Linked DNA regions of Homo sapiens: region 1 is linked to region 2. A link is a contact called in ENCODE Hi-C data. All regions are on one chromosome and are shown on one strand. The core of a region is the stretch at or near the end of the contact, and the rest is flanking DNA. Distances in the headings are between cores, read along the strand shown.

Region 1 (2,791 bases), core at 47-2,546, 150 kb before region 2:
TGTAATTGAGAACAACATCTGGCAAATAATAAGTGCTCTCTAAGTGTTTGCTATTATTATTATCCTGGTTTCAGTGAAATAGACAGGCTTAGGCTTTCGTGTAGCGGAGGCAAGGGCTCTAAAGATAATTGGAAAAGGAGAGATAGGAAGAGAAGGGCTATTTACTAAGCAGATACTTTGAACTTCTCAGCAGGATCTGGTACAATTTATTCATTTACAGTATATTTAGAATAGGGTTAGAAAATCATATAAAGATGTTTTAAAGCATTTTGGCAACTGTTAATCCAGCAGTATTGTGGTGTGATTGAATGGTGGTTTTCTATTGCTGAAGTAAGTAGTGATCATTTTTGTTTGTTTGTTTTTTGGAATTAACTATGTATACAGTTTCTATTCAGGAAGGTCTATTGGTCTAACGTTTCAGACAAGCATAAGAATGCCAAAGATAGTTTGTCTTTTGCTTGTTTAGAACAAGGGTTCTTATGTCTTGACTTTTCATTATTCATTTATTCATACTTAGAAGTGAAGTGCTCCTAAATTTGAGGCACCTTGCTTTTCCTGCATTATTAGATTAGGGGTTCTATTGTTTGATGACATAAACGTTTAGAATCAGACTTCTTAAGATCCCACTTTGGCTGTGGAATTTTAGGCTAGATTGTTAATCTCTACAACTTTAATTTTCACAGCTTTAAACTGAGGACAGTACTACCCAACTCAGAATTATTGTGAAATCCAAATGAAAATGTATCCATAAGGCATACATAAAGAAATACCCAAAAGTGGTTTTCTCCCAGAAGGATGTATGTCTAGCCTATAAAGGTGATCCTTCCAAATCATGTTACTAGCACACATATCAGGGATAAGTTAAACAAGTTAGGCTGGATTTTTTTTATTTTTATTGCAGGGAAATTCTGCCTGGGGTGTTAGAAGAGAGAATGTGATGAGTTAGTTCAGCTGTGAAATCTAACATCCTATTGGTTCGCCTCATTGCAAAACAAAAAAAGGGAATTAAAACTTTTTTTAAAGGACTTCTTAAGAACAACTTTAAAATGAAAAGAAGAAATAGACAATTTGGTTTCTTTTTAGTAACAGTTGTATATATCCCCTACAAAAATAGTAGAGGAGTCTGGCTTTGTTAATATTTGTTTAAAAGGAGGTGTTGACTAGTTTTCAGCTTGCAAGTAGGAGTGTCTAGTCAGTGTTTTCTTTTCTACATAGAAAGTTAACAGGACTCTGACACATCAGAGTTTGTACGGAGAGAGTTTAGGGAACTGCTGCACAGATTTCCTGCAGAATGATGGGGCAGCTCATGAAAAATGATCAAGATTGGAACGCAAAGCTGGTGGGACTGATGTGCTGTATGGGTTAGTAGTATCACATATACTATCACTTTCATGTTTTCAGAACTGGGAAGGGAAAGTTGCACTACCTGCTTTGGTTTGCATGGCGATAGTTCAGCTGATTGTCGGGCATCTTTCGAAAACCTGTACTGAAATCAGGACAACTTCTGAGGCTCCCTGGAGAGAACTCCCCTGCCTATTGTTGTCCACAGAATATGTATTTATATAATCTCAATACTTACTGCGTGTGTGGTACTGAGTGAGTTTAGCTTTGTTTGGATTTCACTGAAAACCAGTCAATATAGATTGTAATAATCAGTACTCTTTTTGCATTTATTTGTTCCCCCCCAATTCTGTTATTCTTTGTCTTCATTGTCGTTACATATTTTCAGCTGTTACACTTTATAAGGGGGATATAAATATATATTTTTATTGAAAACTTAATCTATAAATGAAATAATTTTCAAATAGAGGAATGTTATAAAAGTTCAATTGTTTAAAATCACAGGAATGAGTTTCCCTTTTTGTTGCTGTAGCAACATTGCTCTAAATATAAATCTCAGTGTTAGACATCTCTAACTGAAATGAAATAAAGAACCATTATGAGACTTGTAATTGGAAAATTAGATGGTGTAATCTGGAATACTCCCTTTTGAAATAACTCCCTTTTGAAATAATGTGTATGGAAAGTGGTGTGATTTACAAAGTCTTCCCAGACTTAAATTATTCTCTGACTCTAGGTTGCTCTCTTGAAGAAAGTTGAAGCCTTTAGAATTCACATTAACTCTTTTCTCATTCCTGTAGCATTGTGGAAGCCTTCTCATGTTAAAGAGCATATTTTGGTATTTGAATGGGACTCATTTAAGTTGATCATGGTTTAAAAGAAGAGGTTTAGGTTGTTCCTGTTAGAAAACAGTATCAGAATTTATGAATTATGTGTGTTATTTAGTCTTTGTATCTTATGTACTTTAGTTACGGATCATAATTCCTAGATATTACCTCAGTAGTACCTACGAAATATCATGTTATTAGCAGTGCTTTTGAGCATCTAGCACAACAACAACAACAAAACCTCATTGATCAAAAGAACCTTTGTATAGTAAGTACCTCTGTACTTAGAGGTAAATTATTTGATTAAATCAGCTTTCTTAATATACTGCTTTGGTAAGTAATTAGCCAATTTATCTATAGAATCTGTTTTACCTCATGTTCCTTGAACTATAGGACCAGTTTTTATTCACTTAGAAAAGAAGAAATCTATTTTGTTAACCCTTTTTTACCCAAGAAGAAAATAGTTTATATAATACACATAATAGATTAAATTTATTTTGTGACTTATATGGAAACTCTATTCTTGAATTATAAAGATTTTTAATATATTATTAATTTTTTTTTCTTGAGGATTTAGCATCAGGGGCCTTGGTTGTTATTTAATGGGAATAATATGGATATTA
Region 2 (2,929 bases), core at 364-2,863:
TCTAAGAGAACAATCTTTTTTTTTTTTTTGAGACAAGGTCTCACCCTGTCGCCCAGGTTAGAGTGCAGTGAAACAAGCATGGCTCACTGCAGCCTCAAACTCCCTGGCCCAATTGATCCTCCCACCTCAGCCTCCTGAGTAGCTGGGACTACAGGTCTGTGCTGCCATGCCTGGCTAATTTTTGTATTTTTTGTAGTGATGAGGTCTCTCTATGTTGCCCAGGCTGCTCTCGAAGTCCTGGGCTCAAGCATTCCGCCCACATCCTCCCAAAGTGGTGAGATTACAGGCATGAGCCACTGTGTCCAGGCTAAGTTGAGCTCACTTAAGTTCTTTCTGAGCTCAGCTCACCTATTCAGTTAAGGCTATTGTTGAGAAGAGATATAAAAGCCCTTCTACCAATTTACTCCATGACATAAATTAAAGCTAACATTAATGCTACTATAAGAGCAAAGGCGACTTCTGTAGAACTACTTTTAAAGTGTCACTCATTTTATTTCAATATTTGGCTTTTGACAGACGGTTTCTGGACCTCAGAAACTTTTGCAGGTCTATTTATTTTGTTCCTACCCTTCATATTTGGAATCTTTGGAATAGGGTACTCCCTGTGAGGTTCTTATAGAAAATACAAATTAAACCAGAAGAAGAATGGGAGTATTTACTGCTCACAATTTTAACGGGCTATTATAGGACCTTATTATGAAAAATAAAGTCTCTTAAAATGAAAAATCTAGTGAATTCCTAAAGGAACATTGTGAGTCAGTTACAAAGAAGTCAGGAAAAGTTAGTAAGTTGACCAAAGTAGTGAGAAATACTGGTGGGTAGACTTAAACATAAAGATATCACACAGGAAAGCCCTTGGTTTTAGGCACAGTGTGGCATTTCCCATCTGATCATTTTACCTCAAAGAATATGGGAATCTGTGCTTTAGAAAATCCTAATCTGGGCCAGGCGTGGTGGCTCATGCCTGTAATCCCAGCACTTTGGGAGGCTGAGGCGGGTGGATCACAAGGTCAGGAGATTGAGACCATCCTGGCCAACATGGTGAAGCCCTGTCTCTACTAAAAATACAAAAATTAGCTGGGTGTGGTGGTGCGTGCCTGTAATCCCAGCTACTTGGGAGACTGAGGCAGGAGAATCGCTGGAACCCAGAAAACAGAGGTTGCAATGAGCCAAGATTGTGCCACTGCCCTCTGGCCTGGCGACAGAGCGAGACTCCATCTCAAAATAAATAAATAAATAAATAAGTAAATAAATAAATAAAAGAAAGAAAGTCCTAATCTGGCAGCATGGAGAGAGGGCCAAAGCACCTGAGCCAGGAACGTCTAGCTTTCAGTAGTTGTCCCATATGTCCTGGGCCAAGCCATTCTCTTCCTTCAGCCTAAGAGTCCTCATCTGTAGGAGGAAGGGGATGGATCTGATCATTTATATGGTGTTGCATATGTCTGTCCATGCTATTTTGTGCAAAGCCCTTCTCGGGGTGGGGTGGGGGTAGCATATGAATGTATTTCAAATACCAAAAACACAAGTCTGTGGGAAAGAAGTTAGTTAAAAATATTTACTATGTGCCCACTAGGTGGCGGGCACTGTTATAGACAGTGAGGATACCAGTGTTAATGAGCCAGTTCTGAGCTGACTAATTGGGATCAGACTTACAAGTGAACGGCTGCCCCATAGCAGTGCTTCTAAGGAAGTCCTTTTCACAGCATAGAGTTATTCTTACTCAGCTCCTGTGTGCCAGCACTGTTCTAAGTACTTGGGATTACACAGTGAGCAAAATAAATTCCCTGTGCCCCCCTTGCACACTAGTTAGTGAGAATGTTACAGTAGACAATAACTAAGTTATATGGTAGGTTAGAAGGCAGTGAGTACTAAGGGAGAAAAGGAGTTAGGTAAGGGTGGTTGAGTGTGGGGTGGGGGACCAGTTTTCAGCATTTAAACGGGACTCAATGGAGATGGGTGCAATTAGCCAAGCAGATATCTGATGAAAGAGCTGTAACTAGACAACAACAGGAGAAAAAGCTCCTAAAGTGTTTACCAGGGTGGGGATGGAGGTAAGGGTGGGAGCAGCAAAGAATCTGGAGGTAATAAAAGGGGCTCTGGGGTAATGGGAGCGGGTCATTTGGCTCCATGTAAGCCATTATAAGAAATGTGGGAAATTGCCCAGAAGGATTAGTATCCTTTTTGCCACACTTGTATGGCAAATTGGGGTGAATGGAAGAAGATGCTTATGGCTGGAGGGAAAGGGACTTCACCTACCTGATGCCTCCCTGCTTCCCTGAAGACTGAGGGGATCAGTAGCTCTGCACACCTGTGACTTGCCTGCAGCACACCTGCCTGGGAGCCCTGCCTTCCTGCCTTCAGAGTGGATTTGAATTTCTGGCACATGCCCAGCTCTGCAGGAAGTGCTCTACATATGTGATCTCATGTACTCCTTAACAGCAACCTGTGATGTGTAGGAGTTATTGTCTCCATTTTCACATGCAGGAAACTGAGGCCCAGTGAAGCTGAGTAGCTCCAGGATTCTCTTTTATTATATCTGCTTCTCTAATGTCCATTGGGCTTCTCTGAATGTACAGTGTTCTTGCTTAGTTATTTTTGAAACCTTTTTAAAGCTTAAAGTTACAGATTCTTTTTCCCTATTTAAAAGTTTTTCCAGGATCATTTCGTAATAAAAAATATTATACTTGTTTGTCCAAAAATTAGGTAAAGACATTCTTTTTTGGGTAGTTGTGAGAAAGCAGGGAATAAAATGAGATCAGATTATAGACACTTATTTTAAAATTGGAATAGAAATTGGTTTTTCTAAACTTCTGAAAAATGGTGTCTGTCCTATCTGATTAAGTACATAGAGAAGATTGGAAATTTTCTTTAAAATAAGATTAGCATGCTCAAAATGCCTTGTTATTCTGAAATCCACCAATAAAAGGGA

What was found. A loop is a pair of places that touch in the nucleus more often than their neighbours do. Pooled maps may share reads with other maps.
Region 1: a pooled map shows a loop between it and region 2 (2.6-fold over the local background). The contact joins two enhancer-like sites. A Hi-C loop is called at or near these places in 7 of 37 single-sample maps with no recorded cell type and 3 of 50 pooled maps.

What each region holds. Positions count from the first base shown.
Region 1 is chr6:56,740,841-56,743,631 of GRCh38, reverse strand. All of the region lies in intron 4 of DST (dystonin), which reads left to right. Among named protein-coding and RNA genes, the nearest start is that of DST-AS1, 100 kb to the left of the region's middle. Within about 2 kb of position 1,296, at least 3 of the 41 ENCODE cell types and tissues checked have a DNase peak (open chromatin) inside an H3K27ac peak, as active enhancers do.
Region 2 is chr6:56,594,340-56,597,268 of GRCh38, reverse strand. The region is part of intron 47 of DST (dystonin); the gene reads left to right. Among named protein-coding and RNA genes, the nearest start is that of DST-AS1, 250 kb to the left of the region's middle. Within about 2 kb of position 1,613, at least 3 of the 41 ENCODE cell types and tissues checked have a DNase peak (open chromatin) inside an H3K27ac peak, as active enhancers do.